Linked DNA regions of Mus musculus: region 2 is linked to region 1. A link is a loop called in an ENCODE intact Hi-C map of the cell type or tissue named here. Cell type or tissue: heart. All regions are shown on one strand. Links, peaks and the distances in the headings refer to the core of each region. The heading gives the core; the rest is flanking DNA.

What was found. A loop is a pair of places that touch in the nucleus more often than their neighbours do. Peaks named below come from ENCODE experiments on the same cell type or tissue, not always from the same donor. Only the 100,000 strongest peaks of a DNase experiment are listed, where the experiment ranks them.
Region 2: it touches region 1 in a loop (2.5-fold over the local background); 9 of 42 quality-filtered maps call a loop at or near these places.

Annotation. Positions count from the first base shown.
Region 1 is chr4:135,953,623-135,969,526 of GRCm38, forward strand. It overlaps Hmgcl (3-hydroxy-3-methylglutaryl-Coenzyme A lyase), which reads left to right. Exons shown (of 9, transcript NM_008254.3): 4 at 235-330; 5 at 1,965-2,113; 6 at 5,101-5,164; 7 at 6,355-6,543; 8 at 7,161-7,286; 9 at 8,487-9,046. The coding sequence ends at 8,588. Gale (galactose-4-epimerase, UDP) reads left to right here and starts at 10,103. Exons shown (of 11, transcript NM_001356493.1): 1 at 10,103-10,166; 2 at 11,712-11,834; 3 at 11,944-12,059; 4 at 12,381-12,494; 5 at 12,748-12,924; 6 at 13,191-13,304; 7 at 13,390-13,456; 8 at 13,549-13,634; 9 at 13,730-13,807; 10 at 13,967-14,081; 11 at 14,179-14,556. The coding sequence starts at 11,717. The coding sequence ends at 14,237. Lypla2 (lysophospholipase 2) reads right to left here. Exons shown (of 10, transcript NM_011942.1): 8 at 15,806-15,904; 9 at 15,522-15,695; 10 at 14,603-15,445. The coding sequence ends at 15,395. In heart, for the core only: CTCF peaks have their summits at 7,311 (motif pointing left) and 7,517; DNase peaks (open chromatin) are centred at 7,249, 8,759, 10,009, 11,009 and 2 weaker places; H3K4me3 peaks cover 2,245 bases; H3K27ac peaks cover 2,566 bases.
Region 2 is chr4:136,047,428-136,063,331 of GRCm38, forward strand. Rpl11 (ribosomal protein L11) reads right to left here and starts at 5,966. Exons shown (of 6, transcript NM_025919.3): 1 at 5,921-5,966; 2 at 5,140-5,290; 3 at 4,187-4,293; 4 at 3,744-3,875; 5 at 2,853-2,963; 6 at 1,927-2,589. The coding sequence starts at 5,926. The coding sequence ends at 2,560. In heart, for the core only: a CTCF peak has its summit at 6,061; DNase peaks (open chromatin) are centred at 5,264 and 5,984; H3K4me3 peaks cover 3,243 bases; H3K27ac peaks cover 2,179 bases.

The sequences.
Region 1 (15,904 bases), core at 3,204-11,203:
TCCCAGCAACCACATGGTGGCTCACAACCATCTGTAATGAGATCTGACACCCTCTTCTGGAGTGTCTGAAGACAGCTACAGTGTACTTACATATAATAAATAAATAAATAAATAATAATAATAATAATAATAATAATAATAATAATAATAATAAAAGAAAAGTATTGGAGACAAAAGATTCAGTAGTGAGGAGGTTTTTTCTCCCGCTGAGCTCTTGGCTTCTTCGGCTCCCAGATGGCTGACCACTCTGACGTCTTGAAGGGCATTCAGAAGTTTCCCGGCATCAACTACCCAGTCCTGACTCCAAACATGAAAGGCTTTGAGGAAGCGGTAAGAGGTTGACTGGCGAGGCCCCTGAGAGAGACTGATGGTTACCAGTCCCTGCCTTGTCCTGGGATGTCCCTCTGAACAGCCTGCCACCAGTGGGGCTGAATACCATCAGACTGGGGCTGGGGGTGGGGCTGGAGGGTTTGGGGGAGGGGGGAGTTCAGCCCTGTCACTCACTCCTCTGTTGTCTTGATGAATTGCTTAACCTCAGTCAGTTCTGCCTCTGAGCCACGAACGATAGCAGCACTTTACCACTAAGTGGATGCTCCCATAATCAATGTTTAGTAATAGCTGAGAGACAAGGCCTGATAAAAAAAAAAACACCAAGGCCTGGGATCACCCACTTTGGTTTTGTTGTTGTTGTTGTTGTTGTTGTTTTAGTTTTTACTTTATGTGTACTATAGCGGTTTTTGTTGTTGTTGTTGTTGTTGTTTTGTTTGTTTTGTTTGTGCCCTGTGCATGCAGTGCCCTGTGCATGCAGTACCTGCAGAGACCACAAGAGGGCATAAGATCCTTGGAACTGGAATTGCAGACAGTAGTCAGCAGCCGTGTGGGGACAGTAGTTAGCAGCTGTGTGGGGACAGTAGTTAGCTTCTGGAGAGGTTGATGGTGTGATTTGACATAAACTTATTTCATGAGTGACCCCCCCCCACACACACACCCAGGTTTACAGTGGCAGACTTGATGGGTGTCTGGTATCTCAGATGGAGAGCCTCATGCTCACGAGGGGAACACTTCAGCCCAGCGCTGCTCTCCAGCCTTGTTTTTGTTTTGGTTGTTAGTTTTTTGGGTTTTGGGTTTTGTTTTGTTTTGTTTTGTTTTTGAGACAAGGTTTCTCTGTGTAGCCCTGGCTGTGCTAGAACTCCCTCTGTAGACCAGGCTGGCCTCGGACTCACGGACATCCACCTGCCTCTGCCTCCTGAGTGCTGGGATGAAAGGTGTGCTCTGTTTTGAGGTATAAGCAGTTCCGAGGGCTGCTTGAGAAAGTAGTGCAAGCCATCACAGAATTGCTCTGCTGCCTCACGTTCCAGAGGTCAGGAGTGTTGGCTGCGTCTGAGGCCTCCAGAGAGCCACGTATCCTGTAGTAACTAGGGATGCGCGGTTAGCCTTGCTATTGCTGGGTTTGTACGTGCCTCACTCCAGTGCCTGCCTCCACCTCACGTGGCCTTTCATGTCTCAGTACTTCACACAGCCATCTTTGAAGGACACCAGTCATTCTGGGTTAGGGATACTCTGCTCCGGTGTGGTCTAATTTATCCAGCTACATTTTCAATGACCCTGTTCCCAAGTAGGTAACATGGTCTGGGGAACTAGGGACTGGGACGTCCACATGTTTTGTTTATTATTATTTAATTTATTTACTTGTGTGATTTGATTCTCTCCTTCCTACCATGTGGGTCCTGGGGAATTGAACTCATATCATTAGGCTTGATGGTATATACCTTTTGCCTGCTGAGCCATCTTGCCTGCCCCACCTTATTTCCTAAAGTGTATATATGTATATGTGTATGTATGTATGTATGTATGTTCAGCCTATGAAAGTTATAAAACTGTAAAACTTGCCATAAAAAATATTTTTGCCAGTGACCACTTTCTCCAGGAGCAAAGTGCTAAAGGTATTCACTGGGTATTGGCAGGTAGCTGCGGGTGCCAAGGAAGTGAGCGTCTTCGGTGCTGTGTCTGAGCTCTTCACCCGGAAGAACGCGAACTGCTCTATAGAGGAGAGTTTCCAGCGCTTTGCTGGAGTCATGCAGGCGGCCCAGGCCGCCAGCATCTCTGTGAGAGGGTGAGTGAGCCCCTTTCTCGGGACCCTTGTAGAGTGTAGGTGGATTCCCCCACCTGCCGGTCGGTCTCTCTCCCTCGGGCTGGGTGTCCCAAGCTCTACTCCTGGGAACCTTTCTCCAAGTGCATGTGGTCAGATGAGCCGGGCTTTCTCTCAGACATACAGTGTTGACTGACCAAGTGTAGGTCAAGCCAGCCTGGAACTCACAGACATCCAGCTGACCCTGCCTTAAGTCTGGAATGTTGTGTGCCACCATGCCCAACCCTGCTGGGAAGCCAGGCCCGGCAGCATGGGAACTGGTAGCCTGTGGCTTTAAACGTGTCTCAAAACAAACAAGCACAGACAGACAAACAGCAGAATGCCGTGCTGGGCATGAAGCCCAGCCCCGATGAGGTTTTGTAACACGTGAGTCTGCTACCACTGAGCTATGTCCACGCTGAGTGATCGCTCTCACTGTGATTTTCAGGGCTCTGTGTGCGGCATCTCTGCCCTCTGCAGCGTTCTCTCTCTCTCTCTCTCTCTCTCTCTCTCTCTCTCTCTCTCTCTCTCTCTCTCTCTCTCTCTCTCTCCCTCTGCCTCTCCCTCTGCCTCTGCCTCTGCCTCTGCCCCTGCCCCTGCCCCTGTCTCTCCCTCTGTCCCTGCCCCTGCCCCTGTCTCTCCCTCTGCCCCTGCCCCTGTCTCTCCCTCTGTCCCTGCCCATCCTTCTCCCTCTGCCCCTGCCCCTGTCCCAGGGCCTTTGCACTCGCTCCCCACAGGCACAGTGCTTCTCCTCTGCTCTGCCTCTCAGCTCCTGCAGGGTCCTCCTTGCACATCAGCTCCTCTTGCTTTTCTTTGTCTCTCAGCAGGAGACAGCGCCCCTCCTTGGGGGCCAAAGTCTTCCGTTGCCCTGAAACACTAAGCTGTTTAGCTCCTCAGCCTCCCTCACCACTGTGCTCTGGCCTGGGGAAGGCCCACTTCCCACATCCCTGGGTGATGCTGCCCCATCAAAGGCTGCACAGAGACCTGATGAGCAGGTGGAGGACAGGGAAGCTGGTTCTCCGTCGTGTGCCCCCCAGCTCCCAGGCCTGTGCTCGGGCTTGGTAAATTCCCCACGCCCCCTCCCCAGACAGGATATCACTATGTAGCTATGTAGCCCGCTATCCTGGACCTCACAGAGATCCCCAGCCTCTGCCTCCCAACTGCTAGGATCAGAGGTGTGCCCCTGTACCACCTTTCCTTGCTTAGCAATGTTTGGAGAAAGAACTAAACAGCAAATGCAGGTGGAACGCACACGGAGGTTGTGGAAATGTTGATCCAGCAAACATTTACTGAATCTCTTTTTATTTATTGTTTTATTTTAAAGATTTATTTAGAGGCAGAGGCAGGCGGATTTCTGAGTTTGAGGCCAGTCTGGTCTACAAAGTGAGTTCCAGAACAGCCAGGGCTATACAGAGAAACCCTGTCTCAAAAAACCAAAAAAAAAAAAAAAAAAAAAAAAAAAAAAAAAAAAAAAGAAAGATTTCTTTATTATTATACATAAGTACACTGTAACTGTCTTCAGACACCCCAGAAGAGGCCATCAGATCCCGTTACAGATGGTTGTGAGCCACCATGTGGTTGCTGGGATTTGAACTCAGGACCTTTGGAAGAGCAGTCAGTGCTCTTAACCGCTGAACCATCTCTCCAGCCCCTTTATTTTATTTCTTAAGCTTTATTTATCTATTTACTGAGGCAGGGTCTTTCTCTGTAACCCTGGCTGGCCTGGAACTCACAGAGATCCACCTGCCTCTGCGTTTGCCTCTCAGGTGCTGGCACTAAAGGTGTGTGCCACGACGCACGGCTCCATTTTTTAATATATAGAATTTTTGTTTCCATGAGGTGTTTTGTTTAGGGTTTTGTTTGTTTGTTGAGACTGGTTGCCTCTGTGTAGCCCTGGCTATCCTAGAACACACTCTGTAGACCAGGCTGGCCTGGAACTCACAGATCCATCTGTCTTTGCCTCCTGAGGGCTGGGATCAAAGGTGTACATCTGGGAACCACTGCCTGGGTACCATTTCATTCTTTAGGTTCATGTTGACTAGGAACTCATTTTGTAACGGAAGTTGGCAATCCTCCTGCCTCTGCCTTCCAAGGGCTAGGATTGCAGGCTTGAATTTTCACCCTCAGCATAACTAAAGCTGCCCCAGTGCCAACAGGTGGTGACAGCAGACTCTACATGATTGTCACAGTCAGTCTGGGCGCCCCTCCTGCCTCATGTCATACTTCCTTGCCCCGACTGTCCCCAGGCCTTAGTCTGTCCTTTGCTCTGTCCCGAGCATGCCAGACCCTGACCCTGACTGGAACACACCTTTGGAAGATCTTCCCTCTGAAGTCCCCATGCCCTCAGGGAGGTCTGCCTCACTAACCCTTGCCATGCTAGCCGCCTCTGCCTCTCCCCACAACTCCCCATCCCCCACTGCTCCCTTCACAGCTCATCTCTTTCTGGAATTCTCTCCCCTCCTAACGTGACTGAGGTCATATTTACCATCTTCCTGACTTGAATGAGCTCCTGCAGGTTAGGGTCCTCCCACTGCTCTGTGTCCAGTGCCTGGCACATCCTCTTCATCTCAGTAAATATCAAAGCTGGTGAGACATCAGGCCCTGGAGCCTGTGTGTTCACGCTGGCATTACTGACCTGAATACTGTTCCCCCACTCCCACCCCAAGGGGCGCCCCCTCCAGACACTCAGCTCCAGTCTGCTTCCTTGTTCCTCTTGGGAATTCTCAGCCACCTGCAGCCCTGCTTCCGGTCCAGTGGCCTCTAAGCCCCACCTTCCCTGCCGGTCCTCTCTGCTTCTGCCCAGAAGTAGGGCAAAGAGCCTTTTCCCCACGCAGAGCCGACCTTTCACCCAGCACTGGGCCTCCTGCTCTGCTTCATGTTTACTGTGGGCTCACCAGGGATGTGGGTCAAATGGTCACCAGCCCTTCTATTGGCAATGGGGACACTGATGCGTTCCTCCCCCTTTTTCACAGGTATGTCTCCTGTGCCCTCGGATGCCCCTACGAGGGGAAGGTCTCCCCGGCTAAAGTTGCTGAGGTGTGTGCAGTGGGGCCAGGTCTTGTGAGGGTAACTTCCTTGCTACCCTGCACGCGCAGGCGCAGGCGCAGCTCCCCTCCCTTTCCCAGAAGAACACACACTCACTCATATACTGCGAGCCCAGCCCAGCTGCCCCACAGGCTACCTCCGTGGCAGGTCTCTAGCCCACCTGAAAGCCCCAGCCCAGCTTCCAGTCTCATCAGCTAAGGCGTCATCTCCAGTGTGGTAGTCCCCAGGAACCCCAGCTCCCCTGGAGTAGCTTAGAGAGCGCACTCATCCTCTTGACTAGCAACCCGGGCTCCACGGAGGAAGACCCAGCATAGGGACTGAGTGTGAGGAACCTGGGCCATTTCATCCAGAAAACCCCGCTGCTGACTTAATGCTGCTCTTCCATGTATAGTTGAGGAAGTAAGTCACTCGCCACCCTGGGTACAGATGGCAGATTGGGTCTCAGCCCATTGTGTCCCATGGAATCCTTTTTCTTTCTCCCCAATACCATGTGGCATCCAGGTAGAGGAATGGCGGGTGGCTGCTGTGCCCTGGTCTGTGCACCCCACCCCCATGGCTACCTCCCTATAGCCCATCACCAGTCTCTAGAAGCAGAAATTGAAGCTCACAGAAGCTATACCTCCCAAAGCAGGTAGCCAGTGAACAGCAGAGTGCGGACTGGAACATGGGCTCAGGGCCCTGCCATTACTGTCACCTGATAGGCACATGGGCAGGGGTGGAGGGTGGTACATCACCTGGTCATTTATCAGGATGGTCATCTTTGTCATTCAGGCCAGGCATGGGGATGAGGGAGCAGTTGGCAGTTTAGGATTTGCAGTGAGCCAGCCAATTGCAAATGAGCTTCCAAAGAGTTACATAGTCCCTGTGTTTCCTGAAGTATCAAACTAGTACCTTAGACCTACAGATCACAGATCCACCTCCCTCTGGAGGACGGGCTTCTGATTCCAGTCAGCATGGGGAAGAAGGAAATGGGCTGAGGCTGGGGCTGCTGGAGGTGCTGGCTGGTTCTGGAGCGCAGTCTTGCAGCCACTGGGTAATGCTGGTCCCTTCCACTGAAACTGTCGGGGTAGAGTCCAAGAGGAACACAGCGCCTCTGATGGGCAGAGTCCCTGCTTCAGAGCCCCAGTGTCACATGCTGGTGGCTCTGGGCTCCTCTATTAAGTATCTGCTTACTTCTCCAGGTTGCCAAGAAGTTGTACTCGATGGGCTGCTATGAGATCTCCCTTGGGGACACCATCGGCGTAGGTACCCCAGGACTCATGAAAGACATGCTGACTGCTGTCATGCATGAAGTGCCTGTGACAGCATTGGCTGTCCACTGCCATGATACCTATGGTCAAGCTCTGGCCAACACCTTGGTGGCCCTGCAGGTAATGAAAGCCGTGCGCCCATATTCCCAGAGGGCATGGGGCAGGGAAGTACCATTTCATCGTATTTATTAATAAAGTATTGAGGCAGATGTCTATGAGGCCACAGATGGCGGCACACACAGGTTAAGGGAATGGCTTCCCACAGAACATAACTGAGAGACTTAGAGTTGGTCCTTCCCTTCCACCATGTAAGGCCTGGGGATTAACCTCAGGTTATCGGGTTTGGGGGCAAGCACCTTTACCCTCTGAGCCATCTTGCTGGCCCATTACAAATCCTTCTGAGAATTCTCCAACCTCTCATTTCTTTGACACTATTCAAAATAAAGCCCCCCAAAAGAGCTGTACCTAGGATCTACCACTCTGGGACTGGAGGGGCTAGACTGGTGGCCCGGAGGAGCGAGCCTCTCTGAGGAGAGCCCCAAAGGGTGAAATTGAGTCAGGAGCCAACCATAAAGGGGTAGAGGAAGTCCTCCAGCAGGGAGAGCAGTGCCACAGAGGAGACTGTGTTCCAGGGAGAGAAGCTCTGACCCTCAGTGGGTTCCTCTGACATTGGGGCAGGAGGTGTAGGAGGCGGCTCCTCAGGCAACAGCCGCCATTCACCGTCTTTATGTTTCCAGATGGGTGTGAGTGTTGTGGACTCCTCTGTGGCAGGACTTGGAGGCTGTCCCTATGCAAAAGGGGCATCAGGGAACTTGGCTACTGAGGACCTGGTCTACATGCTGAATGGCTTAGGGATTCACACGGTAAGCCAGCCTGCCCCCTGGTGGTGACATCCCTCAACTACCCAGGGCTTACCTAGAGTCCATGGACTGATGTGCCCGGCATGCTTAGGGTTGATGGAGCTTAAGCAGGGCTTGTGGAAGCTTTCTGTTTCTGAGAGTTATCTAGGAGAGGTGAGAGTGAGCAATCTGGAGTAGGAGCCCTTGTGGGGTTTGAAGTCCTGACAGAGCAGCCTGGGGTGTGTGTATTAATAACCAGTAGACAAGGGCCTGAGCAGGAGAGGCTCTGTTGGTGGCCTTAGAGGGAGGAGATTAAGACCCCAAGGGTGAGAATGAGCCAACCAAAAAAGGGAATGAAGAGAGAGGTCTCCGGCAGAGGAAACAGAGAGGAAGCAGCGTGGCAGAAGAGAGGTTGGTCTGCTTGGATATGATCATGAGCATAGGAGGCCAAGATCCCAGGGTGACATCCACACTTCAGTCGCAGGAGGCCCCCAGAAAGTGGAAGGAGCCCTAAGAGGGGGCAGCTTTGTGACCTGCAGTGAGTCACTTCCCCCAGACTGTTTTCTCTATGAACAAGGGCACACTGTGAAATTAGCCACACAGGGCTCCACTGGACTCTGTGGGACCTCGGTGGTGGCACAGAGGTCACACTACATCTCAGCTTTGAGGTCTGATGGTTGAAAGCCCAGATCTCTTCCACCCCGGCTGCTCGACTTCCAAGTATTTCATCTCTGTAAACCCGAGTAACAACGGTGCGTGTGCTCTCCACTGTCACAGGATTAAGAAAACGCATGGCCAGAAGCATAGGTCAGTGGAGACACCCTGGACCAATCTGTAGCATCAGAAGAAACTGTAGCGTGCTTGGCACTCAGTAATGGCCGGCTAGCAGATTGGACTTACTGTTACAGTCGAGTTGGGTGAGGGAGTGGTCTAGTAGGTGAGACCTTCTCTAGCATTAGCAATGGTCTGGGGACAGTCTCAGCACAGGGAAAGAGACACAAAGGCCAACGAATGGACATCACAGTTCCTGTGGGGCAGGCTGGACCCTGAACATGGAGATGGGACACCACTAATAAGGTCCCTTCCACAAACCGCCTGCTGGAGACAGCCCCAGACAGTGGTCACAACTGTTGCAGGAGGGGCCTGTTTGCTGTCATCTTCCCCTTCCCATGTCAACAGCTGTCTATGGTCTGTTTGCCTTACTTTATTCCTTACTTCTTCAAGGGTGTGAACCTCCAGAAACTTCTAGAAGCTGGGGACTTCATCTGTCAAGCCCTTAACAGAAAAACTAGTTCCAAAGTGGCACAGGCCACCTGCAAGCTCTGAGACCCTCGTTCGCCTGAACCAGAACGGAGGGAATTGGGTGTATACAATGATTCCTGGATGAAGAGATGGAATGAGAGCAAATGAGCCGGCATCACAGAGGTCCCTGTCCCTGATGATAAGGGCTAGAGCTGCCTGGCCTGGGCCAGCTCCCCAGAGCTGTGCCTAAGCACTTGCTTGGGATGGCCCTGGGTGAGTCTGCCTGCCAACAGAGCTGATGTCCACCGCCGCAGGGCCTTTGTTCTACCTCTGAGGACAGAGAGCAGTTTCCCCTTATGCCAGCAGAGCATTTGCTGGAATGGTGGGGGTTGATCTGCATCTGTGGTCATCTGCCAACGAAATCTCCACTCTGTGTGTGATTTTTTTGAAAACAGCTTATGTAATTAAAGGTTTAATTTTCTAATATAACATTCAAACGTGTGTTTATGGGTGGAGGAGTAAAATTGCTCTGAGGGAAGAGGGAAGGTTTTGTGGCTGGTTCATCTTTGGATCTCTTCCATCGCCACACCCAAGCCCCCAGACCACTGACTGGAAATCATTGCTGTGGGGAACACCCTAGGACTCGCTTCTGAGAACGTGCCTGTTTCCAGAGCAGGAAGATAGATCAGGAAGATAGATCTCTTACTGGTCTGGAACTAGCTAAGGAGACTAGGCTGGCTGGCCAGTGAACCCCAGGGATCCATCTGTATCTGCTTCCAGTGAGATAACAAACTTCCACAATGGTCAACTTGACAGTATTATTATTATTATTATTATTATTATTTATTCACGCGCTAGCTATCTTCAGCTTCCCTTTTCATAAACTCACTGAAATTCTGCTGGGCCTGAAGACCTGTACTACCAGGAAAGATTTAGCTTCATTTATGTATTTGTGAGAGAATGCCAGCTATGTATGGTATGTGCAACGGAGGTCAGAAGCGGGCATGGCATCCTATGTAATGAGAGGCGGTAGGTATGTGGGTGCCAGAAACAGGACTCGGGGCCTCTGCAGGAGCAGCCTCCCGAATGCTGGGATTAAAGGCGTGTGCCACCACCGCCCGGTCCCGCTTTGTATCTTAAACCGAGACAAAAGTGTCTTGAGTCCCTATACGGGGGCAGGTGCGCAAACACAGCTTTGGGGGAGGGAGGCAGCGGCTCAGCGATGGGCACAGCAATTGCTACTGTGAATGTCAAGGTTCCTTCGCCATCGCGGGTTTCTTCCCACGTGAACTTGGACGCAGCCCGGGCCAGCCATGTCCTCCAACTGGAGCTGCCCGACCAAGGGTTTGACACAAACAGTGGCTCTGAGTGGAGGGACTAGAAAGGGCCCAGTCCCGACCTTGTTTCTCCTCAACAGCCCGCCGGTAACCGGATGGCGTCCGCACCCCTCATTTCCGCCCTCGATGGAAGCGCACTGCGCAGGCGTTTAAAGCCTGTGCAGACCATTTGTCCCTCCAGGGTTGCCGTCCAGGCAGTAACCCAGTACACACGTTTCCTGGAGGGCGTGGAGGGGCGGGGTCGGGCTGGGCTGTCAGGTCTTAAAGGGGCCGCGGCGCTGGTCGCGGGAGGCGGTGCCTGGAGTCAGCGCTGGAGCTTCCGCAGGTTCGGCCGGTAGAATGAAGGGCTTAGTGAGCTCGGAAGGGCCAATGCTTGGTGGGGAGCGAGGAGGTTCCAAGAGGGTCGGTTCGTGTTCGGAACAGGGCCAGGCTCACCCCTTCTGCTCGCGTTTTCCGCAACCGTAGCGGGGGCCACCCGAGCCCATTCATTCGGGGCTCGGCTCCCCGCTCCTGCTCCCAGCCCAGACCCGAAGTCCAGAGCTAAGCTCCGCCTCGCCCAGGCTGCTGAGACCCAGCATCCGCTCTCCTGCCTTGTACAGACAGGGAAAACTGAGGAGGGGACCGCTGACCAAGGTCATCCCCTAGTCCGGAGCGGAGCGACCTCAGAGCAGCCTTTCTGCCACCAGAGTCCCCTCAGCGACCGCCTCCCCGCGTCTTCGCGCAATGCGGGAGCTGCAGGGAGTCGCGGGGCATAGTCTCGGGGATCCCCCTTAGTCAGTTCTTATTGCTGTGTGACCCCAGGCCGACTGCCTCTGGGCTCAGACCCTAGTACCCAGGGCTGGTAGAAACACCTGCCACATCCAGATGTTGGGAAAATAACGCACAAGTGCGGGGTAGTGATTCTGGGTCGCACTGGACGCCCCGTCCAGTGGGCTGCAGCAGAATAACCCCAGCAGAAACTTGAGGCAGCTCGGAGAAAGACGGCAGCGAGCCAGGTCGTGAAAATGAAAGGCCTCACTGTGTGGACTGCCTCTCTGTCCGCCCAGCAGTTTGCTCAGGGTGGGGATGCACACCTGGCAGCGGAGAGCGAGCCAAATCCACGTCGACACCGGCTCACTTGGTGCTGCCCTCCTTGGGCGGGATCTGTGGCTCCAAGTCAGCTGGGCCAAAGCTGAGCTATTGGCTGCCCCAGGGTGGGGTGAAGCCCTACCCACTCCAGGGCTGTTGGCACTGCAGCCTCTGAGCTGGGCACAGCCTTCCTGGCTAAGGACCCCACCCTTGAGGCCATTTGGCGTTCTTACTGCTTCCTCCCAACTGACCTTCCAGGGGAAGGGTTGTTGGAGCACTAGATGTTAGTCATCAAACCCAGGAACCTTTTGCTCCGGGGAAAAGGTGTCAGTTTACAGGGACAGGTCCCTTTTTCTGTATCCTAGCCTCCCATTCTTAAGCGATGTTCTTCTGCCCGAGACTGTCCATACTCCAGACATGGAGGCAGGAAGGGTGGGTCTTCAAAAGGCCCATCTTCCCACCCTCTGTCAACAGGAACTAGACAGCATGGTGTGTCTGATGTCCTACATATGCAGGTGGCAGACCTTTAAACTGCTTCATTGGGCCCTCCTAATACATGGGGTGTGTACAATAATTAGTTCTAGAGGTGAAAACTGTGCCCTAGAGAGAGTTCAAAACGTCAGCCCCTACAGCCAGAAACTGGTAGTTAGCTAGTTAGACCCAGGGCTGATTCTGGAACCTCTCCTTAAACTAGGGCTCACCCCTACATCCTCCAAGATGAAGGTAGGGGTCGAGCATCCAGTTGGAGTGAGGCCCTGAGCAGGAAGCCTCGGCCACCTCTGAAACTCTGTCTTCTAAGCAGGCGCCATGGAAAAGGTGCTGGTCACAGGTGGGGCTGGCTACATCGGCAGCCACACGGTATTGGAGCTGCTGGAGGCAGGCTACTCACCTGTGGTCATTGACAACTTCCATAACGCCATTCGTGGTGAGTGAAGCTGGGTACGAATCAGTGAACAGTTTCTAGAGGGGTTGGGTACAGGACCCCATTCTCTAATATTGAACACCGTGTGCCCCACCACCACCACCACCACCAGGAGAAGACTCCATGCCTGAGAGCCTGCGCCGGGTCCAGGAGTTGACAGGCCGCTCTGTGGAGTTTGAGGAGATGGACATCTTGGACCAGGCAGCCCTACAGCACCTCTTTAAGAAGGTATGTACTGGGGCTGGAGAGATGGCTCAGCGGGTAAGAGCACTGACTGCTCTTCTGAAGGTCCTGAGTTCAAATCTCAGCCACCACATGGTGGCTCACAATGCCCTCTTCTGGTGCATCTGAAGACAGCTACAGTGTACTTACATATAATAATAAGTACATTTTTAAAAAAGAAGCTAGGTGCTAGCTGGGGCATTTAGAGCATGCCTTTAAACCAAGCACTTGGGAGTCTTTGTGAGTTTGGGGCCAGCGTGGCAGGTAGGAGGAGCATCGCCAAGGATGCAGGCACAGCATCCTCTGACCCTGGCTTTCCCCCTGCAGCACAGCTTTAAGGCCGTCATCCACTTTGCTGGCCTCAAGGCTGTGGGCGAGTCAGTGCAGAAGCCTCTGGACTACTATAGAGTTAACTTAACAGGGACCATCCAGCTTCTAGAGGTAAGAGGACGGGGACACAGACGCCAGCTGGGCCCCAGGCTGGCTGGCATGCTGGCCACAGTAAGGGCCTGCGTGGGAGAGTCAGAGAGGACCCAAGCCGTACCATCTCGGACACCTGCCTTTCTTTACCCCCCCAGCCTGTTTCTCTCTCTGTAACTGATGCCCGTCGCCTCAGCCCCACCCTCCTAGGGTGGGGTAACAAGTGGGACTTACCCGTGAGGCACAGGCCACTGACCCTCCCCTCCACGGCCAGATCATGAGGGCCCACGGAGTGAAGAACCTGGTGTTCAGCAGCTCAGCCACCGTGTACGGGAACCCCCAGTACCTGCCTCTGGATGAGGCCCACCCCACGGGGGGCTGTACCAACCCCTACGGCAAGTCCAAGTTCTTCATCGAGGAGATGATCCGGGACCTGTGCCGGGCAGACACGGTGAGGACCGCTCACCCCACCTTTGCTCCATTCCCTGGCCCCCTTGAGCCCAGGATCACCCCGGGCACTCTCAGCACAAGGAGGCAGAGGCTGAGAAGCGAGAAGCGGCAGTGTTCTCTGCCCAAGGTCTTGGCAGCTGGTATGCAGGTGCCCTCTGTTGCTCCTTGGTAGAGACCACAGAATAGACATGGGGAGGTAGATGGCTGTGGATGAGTTGGGACTCCCTCCGAGTGGCCCAGCCCCACCGTCTGACCTTTACCACGCAGGCCTGGAACGCCGTGCTGCTTCGGTACTTCAATCCCATAGGCGCCCACGCCTCTGGGCGCATCGGTGAAGATCCTCAGGGTATTCCCAACAACCTCATGCCCTACGTCTCCCAGGTAAGGGGGGGGCAGTTCTGGGGGAGCGGGACACAGATTACCACTGGTGCCAGCGCCCTTGAAGTTGACCTGACCTCTGCTGTAGGTGGCAATCGGGCGACGAGAGGCCCTGAATGTCTTTGGTGATGACTATGCTACAGAGGACGGGACAGGTGAGCCTAGGAGTCAGGGCAAGGAGGGAGATGGGGACAGGGGTTGGGGGCGGGGGGGGGGCAAACTTCCGATGGAAGCAATTCCCCCACAGGTGTGAGGGATTACATTCACGTGGTGGACCTGGCGAAGGGCCATATAGCAGCCTTGAAGAAGCTGAAGGAGCAATGTGGTTGCCGGGTAGGGAGCCAAGAGAAGAGCCGGGGAGGAAACGGTTGGAATCCAGGGTGAAGGTGGCACACAGGGTGAATGATAGACTCCATTCTCTTGGGCAGACCTACAACCTGGGCACGGGCACAGGCTACTCTGTCCTGCAGATGGTCCAAGCCATGGAGAAAGCCTCAGGGAAGAAGGTAGGCCCCACCCACAAACACAGTGGGCTCTCCAGTCCAGCCGTCTCTTCCAGCCGCTACCTTGAACCTCAGTGCTAGGTGCCTATGACAGAGCTCTTGGTTGTGGTTCCTGAGGCCCGGGGCCTGGTCAACCAAGTATGTGTACTATCCCCTTTGCAGATCCCGTACAAGGTGGTGGCACGGCGGGAAGGTGATGTGGCGGCCTGTTATGCCAACCCCAGCCTGGCCCATGAGGAGCTGGGCTGGACAGCAGCCCTGGGGCTGGACAGGATGTGTGAGTGTCTGTGGAACCCAGGAGAGGGCGGAACCGGCTATAAGGGCAACTGCTCGGGCCGTCCTCAGGCAAGTCCTGACCATCCATGTCTGCTCAGGTGAAGATCTGTGGCGCTGGCAGAAGCAGAACCCTTCGGGCTTTGGGGCGCAGGCCTGAGGACCTCGTTACCATGGACCAGAAAAGAGCAGCTGCCTGCTTTCCAGTCTCCACAGGACCCTGTACCCTCACACTCTGGGGCCACCCTACCTCAAATGCCAGCTGTCTGCTCAGCCCTCCAGGCAGGAGACCTCTGGTTCCACTGACCAGAAAGAAGTCCAGGTCTTTCCAGCCTGTCTCCCCCCCGAGTTCAGCAGCTCATGTGATCCCCAGAGCCTTGGGGATGGGGAGGCCAGGGGGTCTGGGACCATAGCCTCCCCCAGGCACTGATGATTAAGCTTTCCAAAGTATTTAAAATAAAGATGTTTTCTTATCGAGAGGCAGATTCTCACAGATGGCCACGCTGTACCACATAAGGGAGCCCTGAGAGTTGAAGCAATTCCTTTAATTTTATCGGAATCCAGGACAAAACGAGAAAAACACCCAAAACCACATGAAGACAGAAGACAAGACACAACTCCTCCCCCACCACCTCCCTGGCCCTAAGGGGGGACATAGTGGGGGTGAGACAGCAGGGAGTTGGGGGGGCCCTTGAACCTCAATCCAGCCCTGCAGGCTCCAGGCCTGCAAGGAAGGGCCATGGGGAGGCAGGGTCCAGCCCCTCTCGGGGAGGGGCTGAGGGGAGGCCCCGAGGGACTCTACCTCCTCACTGGCCAGCCTGTCCTGGAGCAGGCAGCCCACAGCAGCAAGGGCCCCGGGCCATGGACACATTCGTGACAGAAGCGGCTGCAGCGAGGCAGGAGAGACGATTATCCGGGCAGAGTCATGGGGGGAGGGGCCCACGAGGGCCCCACGGGCCAAACCCTGAGGTCACGGGAGGGGGCCCAAAGCGGGGCTAGTGGGTGAGGTCCTGAGTGAGCGGGTCAGCAGCTGGGCCCCTTCCTCCCGCCGCCTACAGCCCCTCCAATACTGCTGCTGGGGCCCGCCTCTGGGGACGCAGGATAAGAGAGCAGCCCACCCCGCTGCTGACTTCCAGATGGCCAAGGCCAGCAAGAAGGCCTGGCCAGCCTCGGCGACCTGCCCCAGAGGCCTGTGGGAAGAGGATAGGGTGGGAAGAGAAGGGACAGGGGCTCGACCGGCTCAGATCCAAGATGATGCGGTGCTTGCTTGCTGGGTCCCCCATGAGCTGGGGGACCATGGTGGGAGCCAGCAACTAGTTAGACCGGAGGCAGAAGTTTCTCCAGAAATTCCTTTACAGCTGCCATCTCCTGGGGTGGGGGGAGATGGTGAGGTTCCCTGATGGAAGGAGGAGGGGGAACACAGGAGTAGGCTGTCGCCACTGACCTGAGGACAGGAGCTGTGCATGACACCTGGGTATGTCTTAAACTGGACCCTGGCAGGTGTGACAACAGTCCGGAGCTTCTCAGCTGTCAGGGCTCCAAACCGAACAGGTACCATGGGGTCCAGCTCCCCGTGGCACTGAAGGATGGCCAGGTCCTTGGCACTGCCATTGGCTGCCTGTGGGCCGGACAGAATTTCCAGGGCAAGGTCAGCGCTACACAGAACATGGCGCCCAAGCCACAGGGACCATTGGGGGAGAGAGAGGAGGGGCCTGGAAGGATACTCACTTGGGGGAAGTTCCGGTGCAGAGGCAGCCAGCAGCTCAATGCCACAATGCCAGCCAGAGGGTGGGGGCAGGTAAGTGCTGTATAGAGGGACAGGGCCCC
Region 2 (15,904 bases), core at 2,910-10,909, 94 kb after region 1:
CACATAACAAAGTCAAGTGTGCTTACACACTCACTCTGGACACTGCTCTAGCATCAGGGTGTGGAAGAACATAAACACCAGTTTTCATGCTGGCCTGAGGGGGACCCGAGATCCCAGGAGATCCTGTCTGTCTACTCATTGTCTAGCCACTCTCCTGGATGGGCCATGACCTCTTCAATATCACACTGAGAGTTGAGAGGCAGGACTAAAATCTAGTTTCACCTTCTAACTCCCAACAGTTTCCATTGAGCCAGAATCCCGGGCAGTTTTATGATCTTAATAAAGACAGCTTAAGCTTGGATGGCTCAGCGGTTAAGAGCACTGGCTGCTTTTCCAGAGGTCCTGAACTCAATTATCAACAAGCACATGGTGGCTCACAACTACCTGTAACGAGATCCGATGCCCTCTTCTGGTGTCTGGAGACAGCTACAGTGTACACAATTAAAAAAAAAAGAAAAAGAATGAAAATTAAAAAAACCCACAAAATCCACCAGTTCTGTCAGGACTCCCAGCACTTGTCAGATGGTTGTCAAACACCCTTCACCCCAGAAGCATAACTAATAAAACATTAAAGCCACCCCAGTTGCATACAATACAGCAGTACCCAATGTAGGAAAGCAGAGGCAGGTGACCCTGAGTTCAAGGCCAGCCTGACCTACAGAAAAACCAGCTTGAGAAACGAACACCCCAAAACCCTGTCATTTGAAAGCGAGTTCCGGCCTGCTTCCTACACCAAGCCTCCCTTCTACGCTGAGTCTAGGGATAGTAGCAGAGGTTGTTGGGCTTCCTAATGCTTCAACCTGCTCTTGTGCTGACTCCCAATCATAAATTTATTCCCGTTGCTAACCGGTGTGTAATTTTGCCAGTTATAGATTGTATATATCTGGCACGTAGAAAATGTGGCCCCTATGAAGGGACCATGACCCACATGCTGAGAACCTTTGGTAGTACAGGGACCTGACACACCCTAGCTTCTGGAATGCTTAAATTCACTGTGTGCCTTCTGTACAGTACAGTACAGGCTCCAAGCTAGCTTAGGCGCTTTCAACAGGTTTACTCAATTACCTAATTCAGAGCGTGAGGCTGCAGCTATAGCTCCCCTGGCTGACTGCTGGCCTGGCACTGTGTGAGCTGGGTGTGGTGGCACACTCAGATCCCAGCACCCAGGAGGCAGAGGCTAGTCACAGCTAGTTCCAAGCCACTCTAGTTGACAGGAGACTCTAGCTTGGGGGCTGAGGGGGACAGGAAAAGTTAACACTGTCTGAAAACTAAACCGCTCACTTTCTGAGCTTTCAATAAATAGGCAAACAAGAGGCTGGAGGGATGGCTGGTTTTGAGCACTCTTGCTGTTCTTGCAGAAATCAGGTTTGATTCCCAACATCCCTGTGGCAGTCATGGTGCAACCCAGTTGTGGGTGGGTCAGATGCCATCTGCCTTACTCTGGCCTTCACTGGTAGCAAGTACAGGCCCACATGCAAAACATCCAAGCACACACAAAGTTGAATTAAAGTAAATTTAAGAGAGTTGGGCATGGCCCTGTGTGCCTTTAGCCCCTAAGCAGAGGGGCTTAGGAGGCAGAGGGCCAGGATTCTGCATCCTGGTGTGACCAAGGAGTTCTTGGACACACCAAAGATAGGACAGTCAGAGATGAGAGACCATCTCAAAACAAGTGTTGAACACACAGATGGAAACAGCTTAAATAAATGGTGGCTTGTGTGTGTTTGCTCCATGGAAGGCAGCAACCTAGTTTCTGGCAGAACATCACACCAGGACGTGGTACTCCCCATTAGGCTAGGCTGGCTGGCAAGAACCCTTTATGAGTAATGGCGATTAAATTTGAATTTAGGTCTCAAGCTCACACTGTTACCTACTGTGCCACTTACACAGTCCCCAAAATAATGGCTTTGATCACTAGTGACAGGATTCTTCACACCAAAACAAGCCAAGTTTTAATGTGTTAGGATTCCACGAACAAAACACACAAAAAAAAATTCAAGTGCTCACACGCCTAGTAGTTGTCTGATGATTGCTTCCGTGAAAGAGACAGATCTGCTCCAGGTTACCATAGCTAATCAAGGGAGGACTAATCCGACAATTTGCCTGTGAGACTTCCTTCCTAACAAGGCCTCCCTCCCAACTGTGTCATTTTAAATGCAACTCAACTATGAACAAAGCCAAAATAGTCTTTACCACCACACCAGAAGCTGTGGTCCCTTCACCACACACCAAGTCACAAACAAGGGACACCTGCTGGGACTGGGACATTGTCCCAGCCCTTAATTACAACCAAATCCAAACCCTAACCAACCCAATACCTCTCAAAACCCACTTAAAGGACCTCTGCACCACAGCCCACCCACAGGGCACTCAATGCTCAGTCTCAGCTGTGGGGAGACACTGGAGTCCAGGACGCAGGCTGCCGCCGCCACCAGCAATTCTCATCGAGGCTTTCTTTAAGTGCTTGTGGTCCCAGGATCTGAATGAGGCCACGCGCCTTTCACAAACACACAACTGTAACATGCATTTCTGAGAAAATTTTATTAGCTTTTTGGATCAAGTTTATTTTCCAGGAAGGATGATTCCATCGTACTGAAAGAGAAGAAATTGCATGTTTTCAGAACAAGGTCAGAGCAAGAACTGCAACAAAGACTAACGTCTGAGAATTCTGACTCCAGATACCTACACTCAAGACCTTTTCAAACACCAACCCTAGGAGGCATTTACCAAAATGCCCAGATATTCCATCTTTATACAAGCTACCCACCAAACAGCACTGTACCTGCAGAGCTCCCATCCCAACACCAGTCCCCAGCACCACAGAGCACCAGCTCACGTGGGACAATCGGCTTTACCTTCTGCTGGAACCAGCGCATGGCCTCCTCCTTGCTGATTCTGTGTTTGGCCCCAATGCAGCCTGTTCTGCGCTTCTTGTCTGCGATGCTGAACCCTGGCCTACCCAGCACCTGTGCCAGAATAACCAACAGTCACCCAGCCAGCTCAGAGTTGGCTCAACAGTGAACAGACAAGACTCACACTTTACAGACTGACCTTCAAGTCATCAAGACTAGTACCTCAGCTGGACAGAACTGTCATTAGCTACCCAGACAACACACCAGGCAGTACACACACATGCCCCGCAGGCTTCCTCCTCAACTGGTCTCTATCCTTGTAACTCCAGTCCCAATTCCAGTATGTGATTCCCTTGTCCTCTCTCTTCTGGCCTCCACAGGCACCAGGCACACACATGGTGCAGATATACATGCAGGGAGTTCAAGGCCAGCTTAGGCTGTAAATCAAAGACCCTGCCTCAAAACAAAAACTTACATGTGCAATGTGGAAAAATTTAAGTCGCCAAAAGCAGCATACCCCCCCAAAGCGCTTTCCACTATGATAACGGCCATTCCCACATGACAATCCCCATTTGAGCAGTCTGCACCCCCCACATTTCCATGACTTCCTCACAGAACTCCTGTGCCCCAGGCTAAGGAGATGAGTGGAGACAGGGAAGCAAATTCGAAGGGCAAATGCAGCCCAGGATGACCCAGAGAGCTTTGCAACGGCAGGGAATAAACCCCGGAACCTCTACACTTGCTACAAGGCCCTTTTCTGAGGGGGACACACAGGCAGACAAGACACGAGACTTCAACCCAGCTCCCCATCCCAACAGCAGGACAGCATGTGTGGACGTCGACAGAGGAGCCACCTCTCCCCACAGGCAGCTTGGGACTGAGAAGTCCACATACCACATAGAAGTCCAGGCCGTAGATCCCAATGCTTGGGTCGTATTTGATGCCCAGGTCAATGTGTTCTTGAATTCCAAAACCAAAGTTTCCAGTATCCGAGAAGTTATTTTTCCGCAACTCATACTCCCGCACCTGAATGGACACAGAAGTGACCATGCTATCCATCATGTTCAAGTAGCCCAACATGAGCTCAGATCAACACCCAGTAGGCCCAGAGCAAAACCAAAACTCTGTGAGTCCTAGCTAGGAGCACAGGTATCCCTCCCCTAACCAAGTCATGCCCCAGCTACAAATGCCATCAAACGATCCCCACTTCCAAAGAGCAGAGAAAATCCCAAGGACAGAAATCCAGGAACAGTCATCTCTGAAACGCCAAGGCACTGTATGTGTGTATATATAGCCCATCTCTGACAATGCAGCAGCCTCCACCCCACCAGCCTCACCTTCAGGCCTTTCTCCAGAATTTCCTCTGCCTTGGCTCCGCGGACTGTGCAGTGAACAGCAATCTTCTCATTTCTCCGGATGCCAAAGGACCTGACAGTGTATCTAGCTGCAGGACGGGGACACAAGAGGCAGGTAATGTCTTATTTCCATTGCACGGCATCTAGCGTGTCAGTCAACATCGTCCACAACACAGAAAACAGAGCTTTCCATCTCTAATTTACCCAGCCATACTAAGAACCTCAAACAGCATGGCCATAGTAACAGACACAGGTTAGCAAGACTGTTACATTCCTTGAGAGAGAAAAATCTCAAATGTAGCCCAGGCTGGCCTTGAACTGGCAGCAATCCTCCTGCTTCAGCCTGGGTAATGGGGTTACAGTTGTGGGCTATCAGGCCCAACCAATGATTATGCTCTAATTGGGAGACTAAAACTGACAAAAGCCAGTGTTTTCAAAATGCTGACTGTGGTCCTAAGAAACAGTATCCAAACCCAATCACAGACCACCCACAACCACACTAGCAACAGACTCCATGTTTCTAGCAAGGTAACTCCTGTCATGTGGCCAAACAAGGGAATCACAATTCATTTTAAGTGAGTTGAGGCAGAGCCAGAAGTTAAGAAGCACTGGTGGGGGGGTGTTGGAAAGATGGCTCAGAGGTTTAACAGGTTCTGAGGACCTACACGGTTGTTCACAACCAACAGAAACGGGATCTGATTCCCTCTTCTGTCATGTGGGCATGCATGCAAACAGAGTACCCATGCACACACACACAAATACAAATAAAAGCATGGATAGGACCTCATGCCAACAGTGTACGGTATTAACCCTGTTCTTAGCTGTCAACCAGGCCCACGACAGCTCACGTTATAAGTCCATTTGCACCCGTGCTCCGGTCAGATGAAGCAAGCTTTCCAGATCCACTCCTCTCTGGTCAGCCCACCGCCACTCACCTTTGGAGAACACCGGGGTCTGGCCTGTGAGCTGCTCCAACACCTTGGCTGCCCGGGTCAGTCTGTCTCCGCTCTCCCCGACGCAGATATTGAGGCAGAGCTTGCGGATGCGCAGTTCCCGCATGGGGTTCTCCTTTTCCCCTTGATCTTGCTGCGAAGAGGGACACAGCCATCAACACCCTCCCGCCCCGTCAGAGACGAGAAACAGCCAAGGTCTTCTCCGCTCTGACTTCTATCGTCCCGGATCCCGCCTAAGCCCTCGGGACCACCAAGGTCTCCGCGTTTGGAAGAGAACGAACACAGAGAGAGAGCCTGAATCCCAAGCGGATCCACGAGTAGGGAACAGACACTAGAGATCGTAGAAAGTATACAATGTAACCCTAATCAAAACTACAGGAAGTACCGGCCTCTGCGCCATGCCGTCCCCCTTCCCAAGCTAGCACGGGTCCTGCGAGTAGGACTCGCAGAAACTCCCCAGCACCACACAAGCTGCAAGTGTCCCCTTGGCCCCGCCGTGGACCTCCGCACGTCGCGCTCGCACTTCCGGCAGCCCCCAGACACTGCGTCTGGGCCCTCGGGGCTGCAGACCTGAGCCCCATTCTTAGGATGGGCGGCGATGCGGCGGGGGTGCCCCACGGCCGCCCAGTCCCGCCGGGCTTAATGCCAACAGCCTCGCGGGCTCCGTCCTCCTCCGGCCACCCGCGAGACAGCCGCCCTGGGCTCCGCCGACTGCGGATGGAGACGGATGAAAGCGAGGCAAAGCCAACTCTCGCCTACTCACCGCCATGGTGGAGAACAGGAAGAGAGAGGGAGACTTCCGGCCCCGTGGCCTTATGGGTCAGGAGGCGGGCTTTTCTTCTAGGCAGACAAACGAGGGGAGAGGGGGAAAGAGAGGCATAGCTGTCGTGGCGCTGCCACCTCTAGTGGACTGTCCTCGAAACTGCAGTCATCTTGGGCAAAAGACTAGGTCGTGGGTTGTCCGATGCTGGTATGTTCTTGAGTCCATGACTCCAAGAACAGTCTCAGAACCTGGTGGTTCTTGAGTGATGTCACTGCCCAAAGTCCATTAAATCAGTTGAGCAAAGGGCTAGAGAGAAGGCTTTACAGTTAAGAACAAAATTCCCGGCATGAACACGGTATTTCAAAACTGGTTGTGCCTCCAGTTCCAGGGAGACAGATCCCTCTTCTGGCATCTACAGGCATCAGGCCATGTGTGCATACAGGCAAAACACCCATATAAATAAAATAATTTTTATAAATAAATAAGCTGAGACGCCAGGCAGTGGTGGCGCACGCCTTCAATCCCAGCACTTGGGAGGCAGAGGCAGGTGGATTTCTGAATTCTGGTCTACAGAGTGAGTTCCAGGACAGCCAAGGTTAGACTGAGAAACCCTGTCTCGAAAAACAAAAACAAAAACAAAAACAAAAAAATCAGCTGAGGCTGGAGAGACAGCGCAGTAGTTAAGAGCACTTGACAGCTCTTCCCAAGGTCCTGAGTTCAATTATCAACAACCACATGGTAGCTCACAGACATCTGTAATGGGATCTGATGCCCTCTTCTGGTATGCAGGTGTACATGCAGATAGAGTACTCATACATAAAATAAGTGCGAAGATAAAAAGAAACCATACAGATTCTAGACCCTTTACTTTGTAACTATGTTAACAAGTATACAAATCAGAGTAGTGGCTTAAATCAGCTGTTCCAGTCTGATGCCCTTGTCTTCCTTCTGAGGACCCCAGGCACACACTTACAAGGACATATGTGCAGGAAAAACTTAAATACAGATAAACTAATAAATAAAAAGTAAATTTTGAAAATAAGAGTCCTGAGCTGTGAATACAGGCAGGTGTGGGTTTGATCCAACTAGCTAGTTACTAATTAAAATTACTTCTGTCTGTTTTCCCCTTGTGTAAAACAGCTACTTCTGTGTCATGGGTTACTGTGTAATTCAGTGAAGTATGTAAGTTGTTACTTTTATAATTAAGTCAAGCCTACAACATCCAAGCAACACCCACCTTCCAAAAGAAGTATTAGACATGGTAGCTAAAAAGAAAAAGGACATCAGAGGTGAGAGAGAGAGAGAGAGAGAGAGAGAGAGAGAGAGAGAGATCTGACAATGGCTTACAGATGCTTCTGAGAAGAGATCATCAGTTACAGACTATAGGACACGCCCCCTTCCAGGGTTACATTGAATCCTCAGAAGCTGAACTCAAGGATGAGGACCACCAAGATCCACATCCCAGGCAGATGCTGGCCTTCCTTGAGTCAGTCAGTTTCTCTAACATGAATGCATGGGCAAAGAAGAACACAGACGCCTTCGGTAGAAAAAGGGCCTGCCCTCTCCTTCCTGCTGCCCCCAGTACCCTTCTCTAACCCACACAGGGAGGCCAGAAGCCCCCCAGCATTTCCAACCTTTCAAACCTACACATAATGAGAATTTCAGTTTGTTTGTTTGTTTGTTTTGTTTTTGGTATTTTTCAAGACAGGGTTTCTCTGTGTAGCCCTGGCTGTCCTGGAACTCACTTTGTAGACCAGGCTGGCCTCGAACTCAGAAATCCGCCTGCCTCTGCCTCCCGAGTGCTGGGATTAAAGGTGTGCACCACCATGACCGACTAGTTTGTTTTTTTAAAGCCCAGTTATGTTATGTGATTATGTTCTTGTTTTGATCCCAGGTGGGGGACATGGGGCTGTTTCAGATTATCCATGCCCAATAACTATGATTTCTTTTATGCTCTAGAAGGGGTGTGATTTTCACAAGCTGTAGATGTTTATGTTTTGAATTCTGGGGACACTTCAGAAAGCTTAAATGCAAGGGGCCCAAGAGGGCCTGTGACAGCTGCTGCTCCCCATGTTGTTGCTCCCCGTTGCTGCTGCAACAGATAATAGAACCCAATAAAGAAGCCAAAAAATCCAGTTATGAGTGACCCCTAACACAGAGCAGAATGAGACACATGGGGCCAGGCGTGGTGGCACTTGCCTTTAATCCCAGCACTTGGGAGGCAGGGGAAGGTGAATTTCCGAGTTTGAGACCAGCCTGGTCTACACAGAGAAACCCTGTCTCAAAAAAAAAATAAAAAAAACCAAAGAGAGAGAGAGAGAGAGAGAGAGAGAGAGAGAGAGAGAAGAGAGAGAAGAGAGAGAGAGAGAGAAGAGAGAGAGAGAGAGAGAGAGAGAGAGAGAGAGAGAGAGAGAGGATTCCTAATGCCATAGGAGAAGTGGTGGCAAGGGAAGAAGAAATGAGAGTTCTGCTTCAGGACATTACCAAAAAGTTTACTGCTGCTGGCTCTGGGTTCTCTCCCACACTGCTCCCAGAGGGGAATTTCTATTTCCTCCTCCTCCTCCTCCTCCTCATCCTCCTCCTCCTCATCCTCCTCCTCTCCTTCTCCTTCTTCTTCATCTTCTCCCTGTATTCTATTTCAAAGAGGATTGGGAGAATGGCTGAGCAATGGGAAAAGTTGTGAGTGGATATGGAGGGATCTGAGAAACAGAAAAAAAAAAAAAAAAAGAATGAAATGGGGAAACCAGAAGGATCATTCTGTTCTCTCATTTTTGAAAGGGTTGCAACATTGCCTGTGCAACTGAAAGGGCTCCAGGTAGAGACAGGAGCTCTTGAAAAGCCAGTAGCACTGGAAAAGGGGGAACAGAAAGACTCAGACCTGGTGACTCACAGCCAGAGCTTCTCATGGGATGAAAGAGGGAAGCCAGCTGGGCATGAAGGCAGAGCCTGGCTCCACCCTGTGCCTTTCACTTCTTTTCACTTCGGGTCTCAAGTCCCCAAAGACCCTGGGTGGAGCAAGGAGCCAGGAGAAGCAGGAGACCATGTTTTAAGAGGAAGGGTTAGTCTTGAGCCAAGTACCCTGCCAGAGGAGGGACCTGGAATTACAAAATCACCACCGGTTTTCTGATTGTAATTGTGCAGCACATGCCTGCTAATGATGCTGATCACGATTATGATGAGATAATGTGGTGCCCTATAGAAATGATAGATCTGAGGCTTTATAAAGATGCTATCCTTTCATGTAGAGTGCATTCCCCTTGTGTTAAATAGTCACCGGACTACCCATAATAGAGTTATTCCCCAAGACTGGAAATGTTTGCTAACAGCCAACCCCAATTAAATGTTTGCCTTTATAAGAGTTGCCTTGGTCATGGTGTCTCTTCACAGCAATAAAATCATAGCTAAGAGAGAAGTTGGTGCAAGGCTGAGGCATTGCTATGATAGGCCTGACCATGCTTTGTTTTGAGGAATATGGATTTTGCGACTTTTGAAAACAGTGGAATGCTTCAAGTGGGGTTTAGTAGGCCATACTAGTAGAAACATGGAAGACCACTGTGGTACTGAGGGTAATTTCAACTGTGGTGGCCTGGCTCAACAGGTTTCAGAGGAGAAGAATTTTAGTATGTGGCATAGAGACTGTTCTTGTGATAATTTGGTGAAGAATATAGCTGCTTTTTGCCCTTGTCTGAATAGTCTACCTGGCTAAATTGAAGAGATTTAGATTAATTGCATTGAGAAAGAAAAATCTCAAAAAAGTCTAAAATAGATTCTGTCCTGTAGTTCACTCTCATAAAGAGTGTTTTGACCAAGTGTAGCAAGCATGGAAAGGAAAAATACAAAATGTATGGCTCAAAGGTTAAAGGATGACGAGGAAGTCAAGTGGAGCTAAATTTTGTGTTCAAGGAGAAAACCAGATTAAAGATATTAAGGTAGTGGTGACCCCAGGGCAGGATCCCACCCAGCTAAGCTTCCATCTTGTGAAAAAGAATTAAAGAAAAGCTTTGGTCCAGGCATGATGGCACATGCCTTTCATCCCAGCATTCAGGAAATAGAGGCAATCAGATCTCTGAGTTCAAGGTCAGCCTGGTCTACAGAGCAAGTTCCAGGTAAAAGAAAAGTTTAGGTACAGGTATGGTGGTACATGCCTTTAATCTCTGCACACATGAGACAGAGACCTGCAGATTCTGAGTTACAGAGCAATTCACATGCCTTTAATCCCAGCACTCGGGAGGCAGAGGCAGGCAGATTTCTGAGTTCGAGGCCAGCCTGGTCTACAAATTGAGTTCCAGGACAGCCAGGGCTATACAGAGAAACCCTGTCTCAAAAAAAGAAAACAAAACAAAAAAACAAAAACAAAAACAAAAACCAACAATAACAAAAACTCAGACTTGTAATAAAAAGAGTATTACTTCCTGTTCCCTGAAGAGAACAATTGAGGGTCAGAAGTGGACTGCGTACCACCCAGCGACTGGCTAAGCACCAAGTCAGAAGATGATAATGAAACCAACTCCTCTGAGCCAAGCCCTAGGCTGCCCACTTCACGAGGGTAGAACTGAGAGGGGCTCCTTCATTAGGACAATGAACTTGACAACACACTTGTCTCTCTGCGACTGCACAGATCTACACCAGACTAGGAGGTCAGCATCAACTCCATCTTTGAGATGGATAAATGAAGTCTCCGATGTCACAGGAACTTCTCTGGAGTTGGGCCTAAACCCTGACATCTTGTACAATGGCCAAAAGCTAACACGATGTGTGTGTTTGTTTAGCCTCTAGAACAGTGTTTCTCAACCTACGGGTCTCAACCCCTTTGGGATTTGAACAACCCTTTCATTGTCTAAGATGATTGTAAAACTGATATTTATATTATGATTCATAACAGCAGCAAACTTACAGTTATGAAGTAGCAACAAAAATGGTTTTATAGCTGTGGGTCACCACAATAGGGGGAAGTATATTAAAGGGTCGAAACCTTAGGAAGGTTGAAAACCACGGCTCTAGAACAGATACCTAATAACTGTTCAAGACACAAGAACAGGGGCTGGTGAGATGGCTCAGTGGGTAAGAGCACCCGACTGCTCTTCTGAAGGTCAGGAGTTCAAATCCCAGCAACCACATGGTGGCTCACAACCATCCGTAACGAGATCTGACTCCCTCTTCTGGAGTGTCTGAAGACAGCTACAGTGTACTTACATATAATAAATAAATAAATCTTAAAAAAAAAAAAAAGACACAAGAACAGGCCTTCTACCCCAGGCTTGCTTTCCTACTCTCTGGAAGTAGTAGTATTGTCCACTCAAGGCCAGACTGGTCAACACAGCAAGACCCTCTCAAAATACAAGAAGGACGGGCTGGAGAGATGGCTCAGTGGTTAAGAATGATTGCTCTCCCTCCAAAGGACATGGGTTCAATTCCCAGCATTCACATGGTAGCCCACAACTGTTTCTGGGGGATCCAATGTTGTGGGCATGCAAATAGTACAACGACATACATGCAGGCAAGATAATCAAGCACATAAAATAAAATAGAAAAAATTAATATATACATGAATGCATACCACAGATAATTTATTAAAAAGTCGGGGATACAGCCCGGTGGTAGAGAGCTCGCCTAGCATGTACAAGATCTTAGGTTGAATCACAAAGACACACAAAACCAAACACTAGGTTATTCCTTTTAAATTGTTTGTTTGAGACTGTAACTCATGCTAGCCTTGAACTTAAACCAACCCCCCTGCCTCAGGCTTCAAGAGAGCTGGAGTCAGACCTGAGCCACCAGGTCCAGCTTTGACCATCTCTAAGTTGCTTACCTTATCAAATGAAAACAGAACTGACATCTTCATTATGGCACGTAAACCTAAGCCAGTGATTCTCAATCTTCCTAATGTGTGACCGTTTAATACAGTCCCTCATGTTGCAGTGACCCCCCCAACCATAAAATTATTTTGTTTTTACTTCATGTGATGGTTTGTATATGCTCAGTCCAGAAAGTGGCACTATTAGAAGGTGTGGCCCTGTTGGAGTAGGTGTGTGTGTCACTGTGAGCATGGACTTTAAGATCCTCATCCTAGCTGCCTGGAAGCCAGTATTCTGCTAGCAGCCTTCAGATAAAGATGTAGAACTCTCAGCTCCTCCTGCACCATGCCTGTCTGGATGCTGCCATGTTCCTGTCTTGATGATAATGGACTGCATCTCGGAACTTGTAAGCCAGCCCCAATTAAATGTTGTTCTTATAAGAGTTGCCTTAGTCATGGTGTCTGTTCTCAGCAGTAAAACCCTAAGACACTTTGTTCTCAGCAGTAAAACCCTAAGACACTGCAAATTTGCTAGTTACGAATAATAATGCAACGATCTGACATACAGGGTATCTGATACAAGACCCCTGTGAAAAGGACATTTGACCATCACAGGTCACGACCTACAGGTTGAGAACCACCTATCTAAGCTGCTTTCTTTCGGGATTTGCTAAAATGCACTCTCTCTTTCTCCTCCTCCTCTTTCCCTCCCTCCTTTATCACTCTCTCCCTCTTTCGTGATTTCTTCAAAAGCTGGACAGAGAACAAACCAGTTTCTGCCTCCTGCTGCCTATTCCACTACAGAGTTCAATGAGCCACTCACCGGAACTCTCATCCTGATTGACAAGTGAGGCATTTGTTCCATTCTGACATCGCCAGTAAGAACCAGTTAAGATCTCTGAGCTAGCTGGGCGTGGTGTTGCTCGCCTTTAATCCCAGCACTAGGGAGGCAGAGGCAGGTGGATTTCTGAGTTCGAGGCCAGCCTGGTCTACAGAGTGAGTTCCAGGACAGCCAGGGCTATACAGAGAAACACTGTCTCAGAAACAAAACAAAACAAAACAAAAATCTCTGAGCTATGCTTGTGGTTTTGTCTACTGAGCTTCTTTGAAATCTGATAACCATCAGCTCTCTTCTCAGTGACACCATGGGTACCGCCCACATCTCAGCACCAAGGACAGTGCTCAACACAAAACACACACACACACAGAGTAACCCAACAAACTTTTTTTTTTTAAGATTTATTTATTTATATGTAAGTACACTGTAGCTGTCTTCAGACACTCCAGAAGAGGGAGTCAGATCTCGTTAGGATGGTTGTGAGCCACCATGTGGTTGCTGGGATTTGAACTCCAGACCTTCAGAAGAGCAGTCGGGTGCTCTTACTCACTGAGCCATCTCACCAGCCCCTTTTTTGGTTTTTCAAGACAGGGTTTCTCTGTGTAGCCCTGGCTGTCCTGGAGCTCACTCTGTAGACCAGGCTGGCCTCAAACTCAGAAATCCGCCTGCCTCTGCCTCCCAAGTGCTGGGATTAAAGGCATGTACCACCACTGCCCGGCAACCCAACAAACTTAACCACTGGTTGCTCTTCTAATATTCTCCAGGGCTGCTGGACAATATGCATCAGAAAATTCAAAAATAATTCTTTTGGGCTAGAGAGATGGCTCAGAAGTTAAGAGCACTGACTGCTCTTTCAGAGGGCCTGAGTTCAATTCCCAGCAACCAGATGGTGGCTCACAACCATCTCTAATGGGATCTGATGCCCTCTTCTGGTGTGTCTGAAGACAGCTACAGTGTACACACACACATAAAATAAATAAATCTAAAAAAATTGCTTCATTAGTAATTGTTTCTAGTTTAGTGATCTAGGATACATGTGAAGATTTCTCAACCAGGAATCTTAGAACAGTTTTTAGTAAAATTAAAAATAAGGAGTCAGAGCTGGGCATGCCTTTAATCCCAGCTCTCAGGGGCGGGGAGCGGGGAGCAGAGGCAGGTGAATTCAAGGCCAACCTGGTTTACAGATTGAGTTTCAGAACAGCTAGGGGTGCACAGGGAAATGTTATTTCAATAATAATGATAATAATAATACCATCAGCAAAACCAGGGTTGGAATTTAAGTCGACTCTAGAATTCATGCCTAGTTGTGTCTCCCAGTAAATCCCTAGCTGAAGAAATGAAGAGAGGATGGGAGGCCTGAAGCCCCAACTTGTCATCTCCATGGTCCCAGCAGCCAGTGCTGGGTTTTAGAAGCAGCAGAACATGGGGGTAGGGGGAGGGAGTAGGCAGAAGAGGAGCGAGAGTGGCCTGGCTTTCTTTCTGAAGGGTTGCCGCAGGACTCAGGTCACAGCCCCTGTCTCGAGTCTAAGGGTGTTTTCTAGAAGTTCAGGAACTGGGCTGTGTGCTTGGAAACAAGCCCAGATCAGGGAAAGTTGGCCGTCGGGGAAAAAGCAGTCCTGAACTAATTTATAGAATTCTGGGTTCGTCCTGTCCTTCGGTGAGTCCCTTCATCTAAGGACCCTTGTCATAGCTGAGTATCTATTACTACAATATAGCACCATGACCAAAAGAAACTTGGGGACAAAAGGATTTATTTCAACTTACAAGTCTCCGGTCATACCTCATCACTGAGGGCGGCTGGGGCAGGAATTTAAGGCAGGAACCTGGAGGCAGGAACTGAAGAAGAAGCCACGGAGGGTGCTGCTTCCACAACTAACTCAGTCTGCTTTCTTATAGAACCCAGGGCTGCTTCCACATCAATCAAGAAAATGTTCACAAGGCTTGCCTACAGACCAGTCCGGTGGGAGAACGTTCTCACCTGAGGTTTCCTTTTCAAAGACGACTCTACGTTGTATCAAGTTGACATAAAACTAGCCAGGGAAACCCTATTCCTCCTACTCAGTGCTTCTGTGGTCCAGGGAGGTCCAGGGAACTCCCCATTCACCCTTTCTAAAATCCTAATGATGCTGAGAAAGGACCCTTTAAATTTTCTTTGACAAGGTAGAAACACTTGAGAATTGCCCTCTTTACAAAAAAATGTTCTCACAACCAGGGAAATTGATAAGTAGGAATGTCTTGAGAGTGAACTGCTATAACAATACTTTGTTGCTGTTGTTGTTGTTTGACAAAGTATCATGCAGCCCAGACTAGCTTACTTACTATGTAACCCAGGATGCCCTTGAACTCCACTTCCTGAATGCTGAGATGACAGGGATGGTGGCACACTCCTAGTTTATGCGGTGCTAGAGATCAAACCCAGGACCTTCCCCATCCTAGGCAAGCACTCTCCTAACTGAGCCCAGCACTCAGCCTCTCCTTTATAAGTTCTCTTGGCCTCTTCTCTGCAGCTCCGGCCTGCACTTTCAGCCCTTGCATCAAACCTCCTGGAGAAGCCAACTTCCCTAGGGGAGCCCTCCCTTGGGCCCAGCTTAGAGATCCTTCAGCAGCCAGCTGGGGGCAATCCTGAGGCTCCCCACTTCTCTTTGTCCCTCAGAAGCACTGTCCTACAAACTGAGGTCTGTCACCAGAAGGCCATCGTGTCTCCTCAGCCTTGTCACCTGCATCAGTCAGGAGAACACATCTGATTCCTTGTCACTCCATCTTGGGCTGGAATCAGAAGCACAAAGGTCATACCTAGATTTCTCTCTTTCCTTCATGTTCTTTTTTCTGTGTATATGTTCTCATGTGTGTATGTGTGTTCACATGTGTACACGTGTGGACCGATGTTCACAGAGGCCAGAAACAATATTGGGTTTCTTCCTCTGTTGCTCCCGCCTTACTTTCTGAGACAGAGGCTCACTGACTCTTTAGACTAGCGGGCTCCTGGGATCCCTGCCTCTCTCTTCACCTGAACCAATTGTAGGCATATGCCCAGCTTTTAAAATGGGTGCTGGGGTTCTGAAGTCAGACCCTCACACCTGCATGATAAGCACTCCATCAACCGAGCCATCACCTGAGTCCCTGTAACAATTCTTTTGAAAATCTGAGTACATTTGTTTGTTTGTATGGACGCATGAAGAAGTTGGAGGACAACTTGCAAAAGTTGATTCTCTCTGTCTACTGTGCAGGTGCTGAGGTCAAACTGAGGCTATCAGGCTTGGTAGAAAACTGTCTTTACCTGTATATTTATTGTGCGTATATGGGTATTTTGCCTGCACAAATGTCCATGCTCTGGGTTCCTGCAGTGCTGGAG